2 separate regions of the Homo sapiens genome follow, and region 1 is linked to region 2. The links are chromatin loops, found by intact Hi-C in ENCODE. Cell type or tissue: natural killer cell. All regions are shown on one strand. Links, peaks and the distances in the headings refer to the core of each region. The heading gives the core; the rest is flanking DNA. Region 1 overlaps ESYT2 (extended synaptotagmin 2). Region 2 holds the start of LINC01022 (long intergenic non-protein coding RNA 1022).

What was found. Hi-C counts contacts between places; a loop is a spot of excess contacts. Peaks named below come from ENCODE experiments on the same cell type or tissue, not always from the same donor. Only the 100,000 strongest peaks of a DNase experiment are listed, where the experiment ranks them.
Region 1: a loop joins it to region 2, with 12 times the contacts of the local background. A loop is called at or near these places in 1 of 110 quality-filtered maps.

The regions. Positions count from the first base shown.
Region 1 is chr7:158,799,620-158,810,880 of GRCh38, reverse strand. All of the region lies in intron 1 of ESYT2 (extended synaptotagmin 2), which reads left to right. Among named protein-coding and RNA genes, the nearest start is that of ESYT2, 24 kb to the left of the region's middle. RefSeq lists enhancers at 6,136-6,727, 9,325-9,825, 9,826-10,326. In natural killer cell, for the core only: no CTCF peak of the experiment used is centred there; DNase peaks (open chromatin) are centred at 6,350 and 7,100; H3K27ac peaks cover 2,946 bases.
Region 2 is chr7:158,590,416-158,601,676 of GRCh38, reverse strand. It overlaps LINC01022 (long intergenic non-protein coding RNA 1022), which reads right to left and starts at 11,048. Exons shown (of 2, transcript NR_132379.1): 1 at 10,870-11,048; 2 at 9,744-10,771. MIR5707 (microRNA 5707) reads right to left here and starts at 10,061; the gene lies at 9,981-10,061. RefSeq lists an enhancer at 4,253-4,752. In natural killer cell, for the core only: no CTCF peak of the experiment used is centred there; a DNase peak (open chromatin) is centred at 6,406.

The sequences.
Region 1 (11,261 bases), core at 4,087-8,086, 210 kb before region 2:
GATCCTTTTGTCTTCTGTAAAGAAACCCTATACCCATCAGCCCTCAATCCTCAGACCCCTCCACTGCTCTCCCTGTCACGCCTACCCTAGCCACCCAGTAATTCGCTTTGTCTCTAGAGGAAGACACCTTCTGGACATCCCATGTAAATGAAATATTATAACATGTAGTCTTTATGATGAGCCTTTTTTTTTCCCCCCCAAGACAGGGTCTCGCTCTATCACCCAGGCTGGAGCGCAGTGACGCAATCACGGCCCATTGCAGCCTCCACCTCCCAGGCTCAAGTGATCCTGCCATCTCAGCCTCCTGAGCAGCTGGGACCACAGGCATGTGCCACCATGCCCATCTAATTTTCAGATATTTTGTAGAGATGGGGCTTCACTGTGTTGGGCTGGTCTTGAACTTCTGGGCTCAAGTGATCCTCCTGCCTGTCAGCTTTCCTCCACAGTGCTGGGATTACAGATGTGAGACACACCATGCCCGGCCCACTTCTTTCACTTACTAGATAGTGTAACATATATTAGTGTTTCATTTCTTGTATTGACAAATAATTCTGTTGTATGAAAAGGCTATATTTTGTGTAGCCATTTATCAAGTAATGATCCTTTGAGCTGTTTTGACTTGTAGGCAAATATAAATCATGCTGCTGTGAGCATTCATGTACAGGTTTTTGTGTGGATGTGTGTTTTCCTTTCTGTTGCATATATACGTGTGGGTAGAGTGGGTCATATGGTACCTCTGTGTTTACATATTTTGAGAATATGCTAAATTGATTTTCAAAGGGGCTACATCATTTTACATTACCACTGGCAACAAATGAGAGTTCGATTTCCCCACGTCTTCATCAAAACTTGTTGTTAAAAGGAAAATCTCAGACAAATTAAGTTTAACGTAGTTTAATTGAGCAAAGAATGATTCACAAATTGGGCAGTCCCTGAACCAGAATAGGTTCAAAGAAGCTCCAGTGCATCCATGTAGTGGAAGAAGATTTATGAGCAGAAAAAAGAAAGTGAGCTACAGAAACAGCCAGCCAGGTTATAGTTCTGCATTTGCCTTATTTGGATGTGGTTTGAACAGCTGGCTGCCTGTGATTGGCCAAAACCTGGTGATTGGCCTAAGAGTATGCTACAGTCTCTTCACACATCCAGTTAGGAAACCTTCAGGCTGAAACTTACAATGTGTTAAGGAGACAGCTTTAGGCTAAACTTAACACTGTCTATATTTTAACCATCCTAGAGGGCATGAAGTGATACCTCATTGTGATTTTGATTTGTATTTCTCTAACTCATAATGTTGAGCATCTTTTCATGTGCTTCTTGGCCATTTTTATATCCTCTTTGGAGAAGCGTTTATACAAATACTTTTGCCCCCCTCATCCCCCCTGGTTTTTTTTTTTTTTTTTTTTTTTGAGATGGATTCTTACTCTGTAGCCAGGCTGGAGTGCAATGGTGCGATCTCGGCTCACTGCAACCTTCGCCTCCCAGGTTCAAGCGATTCTCCTGCTTCAGCCTCCCGAGTAGCAGGGACTACAGATGCACGCCACCACGCCCAGCTACTTTTTGTATTTTTAGTAGAGATGGGGTTTCACCATGTTGGCCAGGATGGTCTTGATCTCTTGACGTTGTGATCCGCCCGCCTTGGCCTCCCAAAGTGCTGGGATTACAGGTATGAGCCACCACGCACCACGCCCCGTCACTTTTGCCCATTTTTTAATTGGCTTAATGTGATCCAAAGTTTACTACAGTAGCCCCCCCTTATCTGTGGGGGATATTTTCCAAGATCCCCAGTGAAACAAGATAGTACCAAACCCAGTTGCTGTCAATCAGAACATCTGTTTTGTCTTCTACCCACAAACTTATTTGTTTATTTATTGGTTTTGTTTTGTTTTGTTGTTGTTGTTGTTTTCTGAGATAGAATCTCACTCTGTCACCCAGGCTGGAGTGTAATGGCGCAGTCTCGGCTCACTGCAACCTCTGCCACCCGAGTTCAAGCAATTCTCGTGGCTCAGCCCCTCCCAAGTAGCTGGGACTACAGGTGCCCACCACCACACCTCGTTAATTTTTTTTTTTTTTTTTTAGTAGAGATGGGATTTCGCATGTTGGCCAGCCTGGTCTTGAACTCCTGACCTCAAGTGATCTGCCGGCCTCAGCCTCCCAAAGTGCTGGGATTACAGGCAAAGTCCTGGGATTACAGATGTGAGCCCCTGTGCCAGGCCCCAGCCACAAATTTAATGCCTTTTCCATCTTAAAGTTTGACATGTGACAGCAAAACTAGCATGAAATTATTTTCCTTCTTCAGTTTCACAGATGGAAGATTCGTTCTTACATCTTAGCAACCTCAGCGTATGATACTTAGTAAGTCGAGAACTTTCACCTTTTCACTTAAAGGAAGCACTCAATGGCTTCTCTTTGGCATATCTGAATGGCCAACATCACTGTTGGTGTGTTTTGGGCCATTAAGTAAAATAAAGGTGACTTGAAATGAGCACGTCGATCCCACGACACTTGAGCTGACGATCAAGACAGCACAGGTGAGTGGGCGGGAGCATGCTCGGCGCGAACGTGCCGGACGGGGCTCGTGTCTCGAGCTGGACAGAGTGAGATTTCATCACCTTACTCAGAACAGCATGCGGTTTAAAACTGACGAATTGTTTGTTTCTGGAAGTTTCCATTTAATATTTTCTGACCTTGGTTGACTGCGGGTGATTGAAATCACAGTGGAACTGCCGATAAGTAGGGGATTTCTGTAATAGGTAACAAATTGGATCCAGGTCAGTGGGTTCAGTTTTCAAACACTTTAGTTACCCCAATGTTAAGATTTGGGGTATTTCTAATAAAAAAAGGAATGTTTGGCAGACATTTTTCTGCACCTGGAGCTGTGGGGCCTGCTCTCTGGAGAGAGAGGCTGGACGGCCCTACCCCGTGGCGCCATCCTTTTGCGGGTTTGCGCATCCCTCTCAGCGGGCAGCAAGCCTCAGCTCATAGCCTGGCCTCCTTTTTGTTTTTGTGGCCAGTGAACAGCTTTTACATTTTTTAATGGCTGGAAGAAAGTAATTTGTAGGAGGTGAAAATGTTATGAAATTCAAATTTCAGTGACCATATTAAAGTTCTTTTGGAACACAGCCGTGCTCATTAGTTCATACTCCAACTGTGGTTGAGTTGTAGTGACAGAGACCTCATGGCCCGTAAGTGCCCCAGATATTTCCTGTCTGACCCTTTATGGGGAATGTGTAACAGCAAACAGCAGTGAGGCACACAGGCTATAATTGGGAAAGATGTTCTGGAACCTTGGTATCGAACATCCAGTGAAGGTAATGAACATATTCAGGAAAAAAGTACTAGTGTTTTCATGTGTCTGATTATTTACTGTTTCTTCATTGTGTACAAATAAATAATTAAAAAGGAAACAGTAAGTTTTAGGGTGGTAAATTTCCGACCTCCTTCTCATAAGTCGCGATAATTTCCTATCTGCATGAGAATAAAGTTAAGCTCCTAGGAGATACATAAACTTATTTCTTCAAAATGTAAAATTCACAGATAAATTTTAAGTCCGATGTTAATTCTGAATCCATGTAGATAGATTTTTAGTATTCCAGTCACTTCTGTAATTCTTTTTTTTTTTTTTTTTTCCTTCAGACGGAGTCTTGCTCTGTCGCCCAGGCTGGAGTGCAGTGGTGCGATATCGGCTCGCTACAAACCCTGCCTCCCGGGTTCATGCCATTCTCCTGCCTCAGCCTCCTGAGTAGGTGGGACTACAGGCGCCCACCACCACGGTTGGCTAATTTTTTGTATTTTTAGTAGAGACGGGGTTTCAAATAACCCTGTTTTTACAATCTCATGTAGTTTCTCATATATATATATTAGAATAAACTATATATACTATGTATATAGTCACACAAAGCTGGATTCATTTAAGTAGTATACAGAATATATGCAATTAATTCAGTGCTACAATTGCCCATCTATCTTTTAATCCATTCCAGTCAAAACATAAGCGTGTATATTTGAATTAATATTCATTTGATTTAAATTTAAAATAAAAACAACCGGATTGTCTTAGGTGTTTCAGTGGAGGAGATGAGAAGACAGATTTCCTATTCTTGGACTCATTTTAATTTGTGATATTGATGTAACTCATGCCAGAACTTCAGCTTAAATCACGATTATGAAATAATTGTGTGACCTTTCTTTTAGCAGAGACAGGAAAATGTCTAAAGGACTTCAGAATTTTGTGAGAATATGCTTCAAATCTTTGAAAAATATTCTTCACGGACGTGTTTATATGTAAATAAGTCTGTTGACATTAGTGTTTCCATGAAGGGATACCCTGTTCTCCTGAGTAGAAGCTGTGAGGCATCCCTGTTTTGACTCTGCCATTGAATATTAGTCCTGGTTTAAATTCTCCTAATATTTCACGCATGCACTAAAAGGGGGCTTAACCCCTTTAAAAAATAAATGGATAGAGGAAGAGTATATGTCAGATATAACATGAAATTCAGGGTACGTTCTCTTAGGAATTTAAGACTTGGATTTCAAGTGACTTAGACAGCTTTGTTATGAAAGGTATGCTGGGATCAACCTAGTTTTTAAGTTTTTCTTTGACTCTGTTTTCTGATCTACCAGAATAGGTGATGGTCACTTGTCTAATGAAGAAATAGTGATGAAGTGTTGCAAACAGTGAGGAAGCCCTCTCAAGGCCAGTGCCTCCTACGCATTGTGCGCCAGCGCCTCCTACGCGGTGTGCCCCGGCACCTCCCACGCGGTGTGCCCCGGCGCCTCCCACGCGGTGTGCCCCGGCGCCTCCCACGCGGTGTGCCCCGGCGCCGGCTCTGCTGCTAGTGTCCTCCTTCAGGCCAAAAGAGCCCTGTGTCCCTGGGGCCCATGGTGGCCACAGCTGTGGCTCAGCCGTCATTCCTTTCGTGGCAAGAGTCCTTATTTTACACTGTTAAGAGTTTTAGGTGACATAAGAAAGCAACAATTTGCCATAGCTCTGGTAGACAACACCATTTGATTTGTGGTGAGAAAGTCAAGGAGTGACCATGATCACTACCTGTGGTCTCAGTTAAAAACTTCAGGGATATTAGTGTCTTTTCGGATTTCCTAGTGAAATTTCTCATTAATGTAAAAAGCACCTGGGGAGAATTTTGAAAATGTTTTCTGTTAAGAAATGACCTTAAACAGATGGATTTTTAAGCAGTGTCATTGCACCAAAGCATTAGGGTATCCAGTTACTCTGTTGCAGTAATCGAAGCCCATAAACCACAGAGAAAATTACAACCTTGTGGATTTTGGAAAAGATCAATTGCTTTATTTACTGTGTGAATTAATTGATGGCCTGCTTTTTATGTAGACTAGAAATAGATAAAAATGGTTATCTTCTGCAATTTCCTTTTACTATTGGAGGTAGTAATTTGACCATACTGTGACAGCTTATTACAGGGTTGACAGATGTTTTTAGATTCCTCTCTACCTTTTTAACCTTGACTACTTTCTTTGTAGAAGCAACTATTTGGATAAAGCATCCTAATATCTTTGAAAAAAATACCATTTAATCAAGATTTCTAACCTGCTTTTTCAGTTTCCATGAATACTGACCAAAGTCTCTAGAGAAGACAGGCAGATAGGATTTGAGGATCTTGAGGAGGGACAGATAGTTTGGGAGATGAGTAAAGACATTTGATTATACAAAGATCAGAAGGCACAAATTTGTGTTGGTACCAAATTATATTTAAGTCACTCTACTGCTAAGTTCAGCAGCCCAGCTGTGGGGACGAGCAGAGATCCCCACTGATGTGGAGAGCTAACAAGTGCTCCGTCAGATCCTCGTGCCTTACAGTTCTAAACATTGAAGCGCCGTGTGCCTGGAAGTCTCGTCCACTGTCAGGAATACTGTCCCTAATACTTTTTCTCATCGTAATCTGATAATATGAAGAGGTGGCTCTGAGTTGCTTTTCCCCAGGCCCCACAGAAGTGCTTCTCTTCCCTCCAGTGCAGGACACCAGCTTTCTTGGAAAGCACTGAATGAGGCCTTGGGTTTTTCATGCACCTCACCCTTCTCGGCAGCTTGTGTTTTTCACGCGCCTCACCTTTCTCAACAGTTTGGGTTTGTCACACACCTCACCTTTCTCGGCAGTTTGGGTTTATCAAGCGCCTCACTTTTCTCAGCAGTTCGGGTTTGTCACGCGCCTCACCCTTGTCAACAGTTTGGGTTTGTCACGTGCCTCACTTTTCTCAGCACTTTGGGTTTGTCACGCGCCTCACCTTTCTCAGCACTTTGGGTTTGTCACACACCTCACCTTTCTCGGCAGTTTGGGTTTATCACACGCCTCACCCTTCTCGGCAGTTTGGGTTTGTCGCGCGCCTCACTTTTCTCAGCAGTTTGGGTTTGTCACGCGCCTCACCCTTCTCGGCAGTTTGGGTTTGTCACACACCTCACCTTTCTCGGCAGTTTGGGTTTGTCACGTGCCTCACTTTTCTCAACAGTTTGGGTTTGTCACTCGCCTCACCCTTCTCAACGGTTTGGGTTTGTCACGCGCCTCACCCTTCTCGGCGGTTTGGGTTTGTCGCGCGCCTCACCCTTCTCGACGGTTTGGGTTTGTCGCGCGCCTCACCCTTCTCGGCGGTTTGGGTTTGTCGCGCGCCTCACCCTTCTCGGCGGTTTGGGTTTGTCGCGCGCCTCACCCTTCTCGGCGGTTTGGGTTTGTCGCGCGCCTCACCCTTCTCGACGGTTTGGGTTTGTCGCGCGCCTCACCCTTCTCGACGGTTTGGGTTTGTCGCGCGCCTCACCCTTCTCGGCGGTTTGGGTTTGTCGCGCGCCTCACCCTTCTCAACAGTTTGGGTTTGTCGCGCGCCTCACCCTTCTCGACGGTTTGGGTTTGTCGCGCGCCTCACCCTTCTCGACGGTTTGGGTTTGTCGCGCGCCTCACCCTTCTCGACGGTTTGGGTTTGTCGCGCGCCTCACCCTTCTCGGCGGTTTGGGTTTGTCGCGCGCCTCACCCTTCTCCGTGGTTTGGGTTTGTCGCGCGCCTCACCCTTCTCGACGGTTTGGGTTTGTCGCGCGCCTCACCCTTCTCAACGGTTTGGGTTTGTCACGCGCCTCACCCTTCTCGGCGGTTTGGGTTTGTCGCGCGCCTCACCTTTCTCAGCAGTCCCCAAGTCCTGGCTGCTCCAGGAAGGTGTTCTGTGTGTGTTAGAACCTTGGACTCCCTTTTGTTGTGCTGTGTGTGAACCAAAATTTTCTGGGCAGTTTTAACTTTCTGCAAGTCTTTCTGACCATTTGCGCTGACTTTAATTCATATTCAGAGAGAACAATATAAAACATTTTAAATATTTAACGTTTTTAGTATTTCTCCAGACTGAATTATTTGAACGCAGGCCACATCTGTTTAAGTAAACCTGTAGTATGCTGAGTGCTTCCAAGTAAGGGTGTGTTGCTTGCCTAAAGGCTTCTAGAAACCAGAGTTTCCGATTTCTATTGTGATGTAACTGATAAAGAAGAGGCGTCTCATGTTCTTGTAGAACCGAGGTTCTCTGGTCCTTTTTGCCTTATCTGTTCCATTTTTGAGACTGTGTTGATTTTACACAAGGAAACAAAGCTACCCGCTTAGATGTTGTTCATTTTATAGGCTTAACGTAGAACTAGCCAAGTGGTGTAGGAACGTTGGTGTTTTCAGATGGCCAGTAAATGGGTGACCCTCTCACTTAGGTGTGCTCCGGGGAACGGCGCGTTGGCCCCCACCTATGCTGGTGGGGCCTGCCCCAGGGCACACTCTCGATTGCTGTGCCAGGGACTCAGATTCCTTCTTCCTTCCCCTTTAGTTGTGGTCTAAGAGAGGGAAAGAATTCTTCCTTGCAACCAACCATTGCTTCCAGTAAGAATTTTGTGTGTTTTGTTTTTTTCTTTTTAAAATAGTGCCTAAAGGGTTATGCAGCATTGAGCAAAGCTCAAATCCTTCTTGGAATGAGGAAGAATCTTGAATAAATGAACTTGATTGGCAAGTTCATGATTTCATGTTTAGTGGCATTTTGTTTCTAAAAGAATCATTTTATCCATTTATCTTTTAAATTTTACTTAAAGGTATTAAATCAGCAATGCCTCAGGTGTAGCATCTTTCTTCATATTGTCTCAGACATTACCTATCTAAACTTATTCTAGGCTATTAATTTTTAAAGAGGAATGAGTCAGCAGAATTGATACTGCATGTTTCAGTGTTACTAATGTTAATGGAATTTTAAAATAACTCCTCTACATTCCCTGTCAAGTGCCTGCTGTACTTTTTTTTGTAATTAAAAGTGCTTATATCAGCCTGGTGTGGTGGCTCATGCCTGTAATCCCAGCACTTTTAGAGCCCGAGGCAGAGGGATCACTTGAGGCCAGGAGTTTGAGACCAGCGTGGCCAACATGGCAAAACCCTGTCTCTACTAAAACTACAAAAATTAGCCACTTGTGGTGGCGGGCACCTGTAGTCCCAGCTACTCGAGAGGCAGGAGAATTGCTTGAACCCGGGAGGAGGAGGTTGTAGTGAGCTGAGATCGTGCCACTGCACTCCAGCCTGAGTGACGGAGTTAGACTCCATCTCAAAAAAAAAAATGCTTATATCGTGCATAGGACATGGAATTTATGAACAATAAAATCCTGTGCAAGTTCTGATTGTTAATACTGGTCTTCAAGGGGAATGTTGTTTGAAGAAAGACATTCCTTTTACTTAATTTTTGTTTTAAATGTTAGCTGTCAATTTTTTTATGTTTGGATATAGGAAGAATATGATTTAATTGGCAAGAAAATTTTGACCAGTTATGTCAATTCCATCCTGTATACTTCAGCAGGGCATAGCAGGAAGGACTCTGGAGTCCTTTGGGTCTGGATCTCTTTATTCTACCTGTTCCCCCGAGGCGTTTTGTTTTCTGTTAGATGGAGCCACTAATTGTTCAAAGGTTCTGGTGAGGATTAAACAAAATATTGTATGTAGAGTTCCTGGAGCACAGTTAAATGTTCTGTCTTTGTATATTTGGTTTAATTTTTCTAAACAAAACAACTTTGGTAATAGCAGCGTATTAGAATCTAAAATACGCCTTTGTTCTTTTAAAAGATAACATTAAAGAGATTTTTGCGGGTGGTGTCAACTCAAATATAATAGAAACGTGAATAATCGTACAATGATTATTTCTAGTTCATACAGATAATATAAATATTGAAATTTGTTTTATAATTAGAACTTAAGAGAGATTTGAGTCTTTAAGTTGAAAGATAAGATTTAAAACCGAATCTGTGTTCCTGTGTTCCTGTGTGATTGAGGACTGTGTTTTCTGTGATCCCTGTGTGTCCCAGTCTTTCTCTGTGATGTTTTTGCTACTTTAGATTCTGTTTTATGCAAAATAAGCAAATGTTTATGAATATGTATTAGCGAGAAGCAGATTTTTGACTTAGTGAACAGAATTTAAAATTTCGTAACAGATTTGCTTTGTTCAAATCTGATATATTCTCTTTCTCTTTTTCTTTAGCACATTGGGATAATCACTCATAGATGAAAAACCTCAGAACTATTGAATGCCTTGGGATAACACTACTAAGAGACGGCTCGATTTTCAAAGCCACTTTGTGTAAATTCTAATACAAGCCAGTTAACCAGTAAATTCTAATACAAGCCAGTTCACTTATATTCAAAGCTTATTTGGGCAGAGGGTTTCTCTGTTCATTCCAGAATAGAATGGGGCACTACAGGCAGCTCCTCCCGTGCTCCTGTCCATCACTGCCTCACTGCAGGCTTGGGTGCCGCCGCCTCCGACGCTCCTGCCCATCACTGCCTCACTGCAGGCATGGGTGCCGCCTCCTCCCGTGCTCGTGTCCATCACTGCCTCACTGCACGTGCTTTCTGTGCCACTCGGGGGGTGCTGATGTCACCACACAGGCAAGGGTTGGCACCCATGCCTACAGTGAGGCAGTGATGGACAACATGGTGAAACCCCATCTCTACTAAAAATACAAAAATTAGCAGGGTGTGGCGGTACCCGCCTGTAATCCCAGCTTCTCGGGAGGCTGAGGCAGGAGAATCACTTGAACCTGGGAGGTGGAGGTTGTGGCGAGTCGAGATCGTGCCACTGCACTCCAGCGTCGATGACAGAGGGAGAGTCTGTCTCAAAAAAAAAAAAGAAAAGAAAAGAAAAAAGAAAAAGAAACCTATTTAAAAAAAAGTGGACTGGGCACAGTGGCTCACACTTGTAATTCCAACACAGGGGGAGGCTGAGGCAGGAGGATTGCTTGAGGCCAGATGTTCAAGACAAGCCTAGACAACATAGTGAGATCCTGTCTCTAAAAAAATTTAAAAATTAGCCAGTTGGCACATGCCTGTAGTCCCAGTCCCAGCTACTCAGGAAGCTGAGGCGGGAGGATCACTTTGGCCCAGGAGTTCCAGGCTGCAGTGAGCCGTGATTGAACTACTGCTCTCCAGCCTGAGTGACAGAGTGAGACCCTGTCTCTGGATTTAAAAAAAGAAAGAAAATATTTTCTCTGCCATTGGGGCTAAAATAAAATATCCTTGGCCGGGATCGGTGGCTCACACCTATAATCTCAGCACTTTGGGAGGCAGAGGCAGGCGGATCACGAGGTCAAGAGATCGAGACCATCCTGGCCAACATGGTGAAACCCCATCTCTACTAAAAATACAAAAATTAGCCAGGCGTGGTGGTAGGTGCCTGCAATCCCAGCTACTCAGGAGGCTGAGGTAGGAGAATCACTTGAACCCGGGAGGCGGAGGTTGCAGTGAGCCGAGATCGCGCCACTGCACTCCAGCCTGGTGACAGTGAGACTCTGTCTCAAAAAAAAAAAAAAATTAAGAGGCCACATAGTCTTAAAAATATCATACGCATATGCAAATGTGTATAGAAACATGTCTAATGTAAGTTATACATGCTTATAAACGCATAGAAAAGAGGTTTGCAAGAATATGTTGGCCAGGCTGGTCTTGAACTGCTGGCTTTAAGTAATCCTCAGCCTCCCAAAGTGTTGGGGTTACAGGCATGAGCCACCATGCCTGGCCCTAAATAGGTTTCTTTTCTCCTGTACAAACCCTTCTCCAGTATCCAGGCCCTACCTGGAGAATTGTAAGAGGGATCCCTATCTGGGTGAAGGTGGGAGATGATGGTATGGAGAGGAGCCATGTAAGGAAAGGTGTCTCTTAGCTGGTTTGGGCCAAAAGAGAAAAGCAAAAGGGAAGAGTGAATTTTATTTTAGTTTATATTTTGTTACTTTATTTTATGGAGTCTCA
Region 2 (11,261 bases), core at 4,575-8,574:
TTTTTGCATGTGTGTTTTGTATTTGAACTTTTATGGGATGTGTGTACCAAGTTGAGGACCATATTGTCGTCAAATATGAATATTGGGGGCCTGCTACCAACCGATGGATCGGGAAGCATTCCGGTGTTTCAGCAACTGAAGTGTCCATGTGTCCGCATGCTGGCTAAGGTTGTTTCTTGTAGATACTGTTTTTCAGGTATCTGAAGAGTTTCTGTTGGAAAGCTAGCTAAATATCCTTCAATAATGGAGTATATCATTTAAACACAGCCTGTCTGTACTAGGGAATATTATGTAACCTTTACCTGAAATGAGGCAAACATATCTATACTGATAACAAAAATATCTCTAAGTCATATGCAAAGTAAAATTTTTTAAAAAGCAAGTCAAAACAGTACAAAGAGTATGATGTCATTTATTTTAAAAATGACATTTGAGCATAAGCAACGTGTTTGGGTAAAACTGCTGATGGTTCTTACTTCTGGGAGAGGACTGGGAAGTGGGGGTGCAAGTAAAGGAACTCTCACATTTTCCTCTGTGTGTTTCTGTACAGACTGAACATTTTCCAAATGGGAATGCAGTAGTATTATTTGTATAATAAAGAAGAATTGAGCATTTAATTCAAGAAGCAAGAAATAGAAAACTAAAAAGGGAACAAATGAGTAAATATGTGAGGATACATTTATGAATTTAAAAAACTCCCAAAGATATGATTAAATAAATGAGTAAAACAACTAGAAAACTTCTAGAAAGTCTGGCAGAGAAAAGAAAAAGAACACAAGTAATTAACATCTGACAGGAGGGAGGGAATGTGTTCCAATACAGAGGAGAGGCAACACGAGAGAATCGCCGGGAAGAATCAGAGGGGGTTTGCGCTACCCAGCATTGAAGGGTGTATTAAAAAGCTACAGTATGGAAGTGGTTAGGAATAGGCAAATAGGCCAACGGAAGAGAACGAGAAGCACAGAGCACACACACTTACGTGGGTTATTTGTGTATAATGAAGTCATCCCAAATAAATGGGGAATGACAGATTTTCACTAAGAAAAGTTAGTTCTCTACCTTATATAATGCATAAAAGAAATATTCCAGATGGAATACAAATCCACATGTAAAACTAAAACCATTCAAATATCAAAAGATAATGATTTGACAGGTAAAGAGCTTGGAAGTTATCACTGCTGTCCCCACAACAAGAAAAAAGCTCAGCAAATGGAAAATCAACAACTCTTCTCAGATCCATCAGAGAAATGAGGTCATGGGGCAAACTGCTATCCTGAAAACTGGAGAGACAGGTGAATGCAGAGAATCAGAACTTACCTGAGAAGCCAGGAACAGAAGCTGCTGCTGGAGCCAGTACTGTCAGGACACTCACAGGCCAACTGACAAATGTAATTAGCACAGAAATGAGAAGCCAGGCATGGTGTGCACCTGTAGTCCCAGCTACTTGCGGGGCAGGGGCAGAAGGATCTCTTGAGCCCAGGAGTCTGAGGCTGCAGTTACTATTTTCAATTACTAAAGCAGTTTTTTAAAAGTATAATCCCCACTTCTGGAAAATGATGGTGTAATTGGTATACATTGTTTTAGGGCAGCATTAAACTGGTTTACATTAGTACATGATGACACTGAAATACATATTGATACATATCCATTGTCATAAAAATGTTCACACCTATTAACTAAAGAATCTCAGTTTAGAGTATTTTGTCTAAAGAAGATAAACATGTTTTAATGTTGCAATCGCCTGACTGTAATTTCAGGGTTTGGGGTTCTGGGAGCATTGGGATGGCTTGAAGCCAGGCTGAAGTTCACATGGGGCAGCTTTGCAGGGACTGTTCCACCCCTGCCCACGAGAGCTCCACACTCCAACTCCTTCGTTCCCCATACGCAGTCTCTCAGGGTCACCGTCGAGGCCAGGAAACACCACCTTGGACAAAAGTGGCCCTAACATTGACTTCCCTCCCTGGATATTTCATCTTATCTGAGTCTTAGGGTGATCTTTAAATATCTTGTAAGCTTTTAAAACTTTTAGGATGATTGCCTTCTCCCCCATATGAATTTTAGTTTACCAAGTTCTAGAAAATCCCATGCAATTTTGATTGAGATTACATTAAAGTTATAACTAATGAGGGGGAGGAGGATGGTTTTTACATTAACTTCCCAGCCATGAGCATGGCATCTCTTTAATTAGTTTTTTAAAAAAGATGTGCTTCGGCTGGGCGCGGTAGCTCACACCTGTAACCCCAGCACTTTGGGAGGCCGAGGTGGGCGGATCACGAGGTCAGGAGATCGAGACCATCCTGGCTAACACGGTGAAACCTCATCTCTACTAAAAATACAAAAAAGTAGCCGGGCATGGTGGTGGGCGCCTGTAGTCCCAGCTACTCGGGAGGCTGAGGCAGGAGAATGAAGTGAACCCAGGAGGCGGAGCTTGCAGTGAGCCGAGATCGCGCCACTGCACTCCAGCCTGGGTGACAGAGTGAGACTCCGTCTCAAAAAAAAAAAAAAAAGATGTGCTTCATGGAAGTTTTCTTTTTTCTCATAAATGTCTTCGTATTCTTTATAATGTTTATTACTAAGCATGTAACAATCAATTTTTTTTGCCATTGTTAATGGAATTTTTTTTTACTCTTGTGTTATCTAACTAGTTATTGCTAGGGAATAGAAAAGTTAATTTTTTTTTTTTTTTTTAGATAGGGTCTCACTCTGTTGCCCAGGCTGGGGTGCAATGGTGTGATCACAGCTCACTGCAGCCTCGACCTCCCTGGCTCAAGCAATCCCCTTGCTTCAGCCTCCCAGGTAGCTGGTAATACAGGCTTGCGCCACCATGCCCGACTAATTTTTGTGCTTTTTTTTTTTTTTTTTGAGACGGAGTCTCTGTCGCTGAGACTGGAGGGCAATGGTGTGATCTCAGCTCACTGCAGCCTCCGCCTCCTGGATTCCAGTGATTCTCCTGCCTCAGCCTCCTGGGTAGCTGAGATTACAGGTGTGCGCCACCACACCTGGCTAATTTTTGTATTTTTTGTAGAAACAGGGTTTCACCAGGTTGGTCAGGCTGGTCTCAAACTCCTGACCTCAGGTGATCCACCTGCCACGGCCTCCCAAAGTGCTAGGATTACAGGTGTGAGCCATTGAGCCCGGCCTAATTTTTATACTTTTTTGGTTTTTTTGAGACGAAGTCTTGCTCTGTCACCCCAGGCCAGAGTGCAGTGGCGTGATCTCAGCTCACTGCAACCTCTGCCTCATGGGTTCAAGTGATTCTCCTGTCTCAGCCTCCCAAGTAGCTGGGACTGCAGGCGCACACCACCATGCCTGGCTAATTTTTGTATTTTTTTTAGTAGAGACGGGGGTTTCACCATATTGGTCAGGCTGGTCTTGAACTCCTGACCTTATGTAATCCACCCGCCTCAGGCTCCCAAAGTGTTGGGATTACAGGCGTGAGCCACTGCACCTGGCCTATACTTCTTATAGAGATGGGTTTTCATCATGTTGCCCAAGCTGGTCTCGAACTCCTGGACTCAAGTGATCCTCCCACCTTGGTCTCACAAAGTGCTAGGATTACAGGCATGAGCCACTGCGCCCAGCCTAGAAAAGTTAAAAATCTATGTTGATCTTGTATTCAGAAAAATTAGTGTTTTTTTTGAGACAGGGTCTTGCTCTGTCATCCAGTGCAGTGGTGTGATCTCAGCCCACTGCAGCCTTGGCTTCCTGGACTCAAGTGATCCTCCTGCCTTAGCCTCCCAGGTGGCTGGGACTATAGGTGCGTGTCACCACACCCGGCTAATTTTTGTATTTTTTGGTCAGGGTTTTGCCACGTTGCCCAGGCTGGTTCAAACTCATGGACTCACACGGTCCACCCACCTCGGCCTCCCAAAGTGCTGGGATTACAAGCGTGAGCCACTGTGCCTGGCTTATGTTTAAATATATTTTTAAAATTAGAGAAAATAGTACAACCAATCTCATTGATCTTCACCTTTTGTTGTTTTTGTTGCTAGAATATTATTTTATAGCAAATCCCAGACTTTACCTAATTTGACCCACAAATACCTTAGTTTGTGTCTCTAACAGACTGTTTTAAAAAATAAAACATTTTGGCTGGGCGCGGTAGCTCATGCCTGTAATCCTAGCACTTTGGGAGGCCGAGGCGGGCGGATCATGAGGTCAGGAGGTAGAGACCATCCTGGCTAACATGGTGAAACCCCGTCTCTACTAAAAATACGAAAAAATTAGCAGGGCTTGGTGGCGGGCGCCTGTAGTCCCAGCTACTTGGGAGACTGAGGCAGGAGAATGGAGTGAACCCGGGAGGCGGAGCTTGCAGTGAGCCGAGATTGTGCCACCGCACTCCAGCCTGGGTGACGGAGCAAGACTCCATCTCAAAAAAATAAAATAAAACATTTCAACTTAGCAAAAGGTGAAAAATTATCACATAACAAATTTCTGTTAAATGCTATATCAAATATAAATAATAGGCCAGTGTGGTGGCGCGTTTCTATAATCCCAGCACTTTGGGAGGCCAAGACAGGCAGATTGCTAGAGCTCAGAAGTTACCAGCCTGGGCAGCATGGTGAAACCCCATCTCTACAAAAAAAATACAAAAATTAGCTGGGTGTGGTAGCACATGCCTGTAGTGCCAGCTACTTGGGAGGCTGGCACATCAGGCCATGTTCCGGCCACAGGTTGTTGCCTCCAACCCGCTGAGAGCAGAGCTGGCTGGAGAGCTGACGGGAAGCTCCACGGTGTTTGCCCCTGGTCTGGGGAAGAGCCTGCTTCCAGGCAGGCCAGATGTTCTCCTCCTCAGGCTTAGTGGCTTGTGGGTATAGCAGGCATGGAGTGAACTGGGCAGTGGCCAGCCTCCTGGGGAGGCACAGATGTTGGTGTGAATGGCCAGGAGTGGGGGCAACTCCCAAGACTCTGGCTTGGTTTTTCTATTGCTTTGCCAGGAGACCTGTGAGTACTGTCTAGAACATTCTGAGAAAGTCCCATAGAATAAGATGTCTTCCAGCAGATTCATTAACCAGTGTGCCGGGAGAGTATGACTTTTGCTAAGTTGCAATGCTGGTGAGGTGAGATTATCACAGGTTGCTTCTCCCTCCCTCTGCCTTAGTAAAAGAAGCAACAAAATGCCTCAGATGCCAGACACCTCTGCACCCACACCCTGAATAATAGCCAGTCACCTCCCCGCTGAGTGGGCTGGCTGCCCTCCCAGCTAGGGTTAGGAGGCCTCAGAAGTGCTGGCTTCAGGCTAATAGAATCCACAAATGGAGAATTCGGTGAATTGGGATGGCAAGAATGGGACCTTGAACTCTGGAGTGAGACCGAGTGGATTTGAACCCTGAACCCAGCACTTACTGGCTGTGGGGGTCTTGGGAAGATGATTTAGACCTCAGCCTTGGTCTCCTCATGTGTGGAATGTGAATGAGAATGGCGCCTAACTATTGTCATAATCACTGGCACCTAGTCAGTGCTTTATGGAATTAGATATTTTTCTTATGACCAATGGCTGGACTGTTTATTAATAACAGTAAGACTGAGGCCTGCCGACTTACATAGGTCACCAAGTCTCTCAATGCAGGTGACTGAAAGGGTCTGGCAGCTGGGCCCACAAAAGACTTTATTGGAAGGTAGGGAGCCCCCAGAGTCAGGAAAAGATGCAGATGCAGACCTGAGCATGGGACTCAGGCCTCGGCACTCATTGGCAGTGACGCGGTTTGTATCTGTGTCCCCACTCAAATCTCATGTTGAATTACAATCCCCACTGTTGGAGGTGGGACCTGGTGGGAAGTGACTGGATCGTGCAGGTGGTTTATCATGGTTTAACACCATCCCCCTTGGTGTGGTCTTGGCAGCAGTGAGTTCTTGTGAGATCTGGTTGTTTTAAAGTGTGTGGCACCTCCCCGTCTCTCTTTTCCTCCTGCTCCAGCCACGTAAGACGTGCCTGCTCCCCCTTCATCTCCCACCATGATTATAAGTTTCCCGAGGCCTCCCCAGAAGCACAGGCCACCTTGCTTCCTGTATAGCCTGAGGAACTGCTGGTCAATTAAACCTCTTTTCTTTGTAGATTACCCAGTCTCGGGTATTTCTTTATAGCAGTGTGAGAACGAACTAATACAGGTAGGCCCGGGTGCTGCTGCAGGCCTGAGGCAGCTCTGGTCATCTCCTCCTGTGTCACTCCATGCATGACTCACATCCTAGGGAGAGAGCATTTGCTGGCCTGCATATGCCATGAGCCTTTACCAGGTGGCCTGTCCTGAGGGAAAAGGGTTCAAGGGCAGAAGTCCCACAGATAAAAATGGCAGTGCTGTTTGCCTAAATGGGAAAGGGGATGTGCAGACAGAAGCATCACCACCACTGACACTTCCATCACCACCAGCTCCACCTCTGTTACAACTTCGCCACCATCACCATAACCACCATCACCACCTCTACCACCACCTCCACCACCACCAGCGTCACCACCACTAACACCTCCACCTCCATCATCACCAGCTCCACCTCCACCACCATGACCACCATTATCACCATCTCTACCACCACTAGCTTCATCACCACTAACACCTCCACTTCCACCTCCACCACCACCACTGTATTAGTCCATTCTCGCACTGCCATAAACCCCTGAGACTGAGTAATTTATAAAGAAAAGAGGTTTAATTGGCTGATGGTTCTGTAGGCTGTACAGGAAACATGGCTGGAGAGGCCTCAGGAAATTTACAATTACGGTGGAAGGTGAAGGGGAAGCAGGCACATCTTACATGGCCAGAGCAGGAGGAAGAGAGAGAGAAGCAGGAGGTGCTACACACTTTTAAACAACCAGATCTTGTGAGAACTCTATCATGAGAACAGCACCAAAGGGGGAAATCTGCCCCCATGATTCAATTACCTCCCACCAGGCCCCACTTCCAACACTGGGGATTTCAATTCCACATAAGATTTGGGTGGGGACACAGATCCAAACCATATCAACCACCACGACCACTTCCATCACCACCAGCTCCACCACTACCACCATGACCATCTGTATCACCACCAGCTTCACCACCATTGCCATCACCATCTTTAACATCATCTCTACAACCACCCTCCAGCACCACCACAGTAACCACTACCATCACCGTATCAATCACCACTTTCTTCAACAACACATCCACTGTCAAAATCACCACCACCTTTCCCATCACCATCAGTACCACCATCAGGATTACTGTCAATATCAATACCACCACCACCAACACAATATCAATATCAGTACCACCACCACAACAGTCACCACCTTCATCAACACACCCACCATGGAAATCACCATCATCTCTACCATCATCACCACCAGCAATACTGCCAATGTCAATACCACCACCATCACAATCACCATCACCACTATTACCATCTCTATCACCACCTTCAGCAGCACCATAATAACCACAACTAACACTGCCAATATCAATACCACCACCACGACCTCCAGCATCACTTTTACTACCACCACCAATACCCTACATAGTCACCATGATTACCACCGTCACCCCAACCACCATTGTTGCCACCCCATCACTGCCACCATGATCACCACCATCCCACCACCAACACTGACACCTTCAACATCAACACCACTGTAACAATCACTCCTACCATCACCTCCACTTCCACCACCACCACTACCGACACCAACACTAACACCACCCAAGATGGACGGTCCAGACTTCCACTCCCCTTTTTGTTGTCTGCTGACTGGCAAAATATTGATAATACAGTAACATGCTAAGGCCAATTCTTCAGACATTTGGGGTCTAGGAGCAATATTTTTAAAACCACCTTTGCAAAGATTATAACTGAGACAATTATTACAGCGAAAGAGATTTGACCTAACTGACTCCATCTTGTTTCTAACCTCCAAGCTGTCCTTGTTCATTCCTGGCCGTAGGCCAGACTAACTCTAGGAGGAACTTAGTTTATGGTTTAGCTTTGAAACAGAGATGATAACAGTCCTTTCCCAAAACAAACCCCCTTCCTGCCTGGGGACTAACAAATTAGCCACAAGATTAGAATTATGATTTAGGAGTCATGCAGCTGGAGGCTGCAAGATTCTAAACCTCCCCACGTTGCTCCTGGGAATAACATCACTGTTGTAAAATCTGGGATCAGTGCTTGAGATATTGCAGACCCTGAATTCTGATGTACCAGCTGACACCTCCCAGACTGGTATTTGTCTCAACCAGTTCTGCGATCCCACCCAGGAACAGAAGACAGCAAGAAAACCCCACTTCAACCCCCTCTGATTCCATCTCCAACCCGACCAATCAACACTCCCCACTTCCCGAGCCTCTACTCACCAAATTATCCTTAAAAACTCTGATCCTCAAGTTTTCAGGGAGACTGATTTGAATAATAAAACTCCAGTCTTCCGCACACAAGCTCTGCGTAAATTACTCTTTCTCTACTGCAATTATGCTGTCTTGGTAATTTGGCAGTGGGCAAGGTGAACCCCTTGGGCTGTTCCATTTGGGGGGGTGCAGCTTCCGATTCCCCACCCTGCAATTGCACCCTGGAGTCAGTGACACTTGGTACTGAACAGAAGTGTCACCCTTTTGAGGCAGGACGTTTCCCGCAGGGAAGAGGTGTCCACAACAGGACAAGACACCAAGGAGTGATGGACCTTCCTGACTCCTCTCCGCTAAGCAGAGGGAAGCTTTGTGGGGCACTCTTCTCTGAAGCGGCAGGGGCAGGAATGACTTGCTCTTGCCCTGTAGATTGGGCTCAGTCAACATCATAAGCAGAAGACTGAGCTACCGTCTCCATGGGCTGACATCCACTTTCCATCACACAGACTGGGATTAGGTGACTCACTGCATTTGCCATTCAACTAGACCTGGGTTGTGTTTAAATGGTGAAAAATGGCCAATTAAAAGTGGCCAATCTGGCAGTTTTGACTGTTCTAATAAGTCATTCAAATTTCATCATGGTTGGCCAGAACCACTATGTCATTTAGCAAGAGCCAAAATGTTTGTCTAGCATGAGTAACTTTGAGTGTATTCATTAGTACATGTTCAGGCACCTTTGTTCTTGAGCATGGAGTGTGTGGAAGTTGCATCTGCACTTGCCCTAAAACCTCACCTGAAGTCCATCCCTCTCATGAAGCCATTCCTGATCAAGCGGAGACTCAGCATCTCCCACAGAGAATGTTAAATGGGAAGATCAGAGCCCCAGCCTTCAACCTGAAGAGGAGAATGCCACGCAGGAGCCGGTCAGTCCTGTCCACGTGATGTGGGCCTTTGGGATTCAAACAAAGCCTGCTGCGCCCCACTGCACCCCAGGGTTCTCATGCCAGCCCTCTCAAGATTGTTTCTTAGAATCAGAGGCCCAGCCACCCCATTTGAAACACTTTCTGGTCCTCGTTAAGGACTGGTCAGCTCTGATGTAACCCAGAGCACTGACTGACACAAAACCATTGGATTGGCCAACAGTTTCACCTTTGTCACCAGTGGGCAACGTTCACGTTCACGATCACGGAGCTGGTGCAGCGTTCATGATCACAGAGCTGGTGCAATGTTCACGATCACGTTGCTGGAGCCGCGTTCATGATCATGGAGCTGGTGCACCGTAGGACTGGAATTTGAGCCCTGACCTTCTGTGTATTCCCCTGGTACACATCACTGTTGTCCCATTCGACCGGACACGTCTGGCAGATAGGATGCCCTTGAAGGAACATGCGTGACTCAGGAACTGTTTGACACAGGCCTTTCGACCTTGAAAATCTTGGAATCTTGGAATTAATCCTTGTAATCAAAGAATAACCCATGATTACAAATGTGAGGGATATGTTATCACTGCATTGAAACTACAAGGTTGCACTGTATACAGACCCTGGCATGCTATGGGCATACAGCGTGCATATCAGCAAGTGTGACAATGATGGGTTAATTTCATAAGTAGGAAGGCACAAAGCATAAATGTATGTAGGAGACATTCCCCCTAAAGGGCTGGGAGAATATAAGAGCATGTTTGAAAGCTGTACATGTGGTACAATGTTCACATATGTGCCTTGTACAGCATTCAAACGTGTTCTTACACAGACAGACACAGACACGCCTCTGCACCTGTTGGGTCAAGCAGTAAGAATCTAATGGTGACCACCTGTCTGGCCAGAACGGTCTTCCTTTTGGATTAGAAGTCTGGGCTATATCAGCTGGAGTTCTGGAACCAGCCTTGGTTTGGTAAACAACATTTTTCTTCCTCTCTCCACCCTTTGCATTTCCTTTCCTTGAGTTTCCTTTTTTTTTTTTTTTTTTTTGAGATGGAGTCTTGCTCTGTCACCTAGGCTAGAGTGCAATGGTACGATCTTGGCTCACTGCAACCTCTGCCTCCTGGGTTCAGGTGATTCTCCTGCCTCAGTCTCCCGAGTAGCTGGGATTACAGGTGCCCACCACCACACCTGGCTAATTTTTGTATTTTAGTAGACATGGGGTTTCACCATGTTGGCCAGGCTGGTCTTGAACTCCTGACCTTGAGTGATCCACCCGCCTCGGCCTCCCAAAGTGCTGGGATTACAGGCGTAAGCCACTGTGCCCGGCCTCCTGGAGTTTATTTTATCCAGTGTTGACCTGCCCCCTCTCGGAACCTGGGTTAGCCTGCCTGGTGCTTGAGGCAGGGAGCTGGCCACGCTGCGCTGCTGTCTTGTAGGTGCTTCTCAAGGTGCTTTTTGTTGTGATTCCTCCAGTGCCTCTGGTTTTCGCTTTCCCTTTTCTTGGGGCTTGTTTGTGTTTAACCAAAGTTCAGGGCCCTTGGGGTAAAACAGGACCTTGTTCAGGAAACTACCATTAAGCAAGCAGCAAGTCAAACAACGAAAGTACAAACAAGCCCAGGCCCCTCCCAAGATACACAGTCCTCCAGGATGTAGGCTCCAGACTCTGGGTCCTTCTCCACGCCCACCGTTCACGCCAAGGGATGCGGCAGTCCGACGGCCTCTGGGAATCGCAGGGCCTTGGTCTTGGGAGCTGCTCTCCTGCAGTGTAAACTCAGTGACTCTCATTCAGGCAACAGACCTCTCCAGGTCGTCCTTGTTCAGGCGGAGCACTTGGTTCCTCAGACCCCCATCTGTACCAGAGAAATGGCGTTAAGGCCTCACAAAGTAGTTTTCACTGAAGAGAATCCCGTGTCCTACCCTTGTGCGTCCGAATCACCTCACGGACCTGTCATGAAGAGGCTCTCCCTTCTGCGGGCTCACTCTGACCTTTCCTTTCCCCCGTGGTTTCCATCACTGACTCCATAGT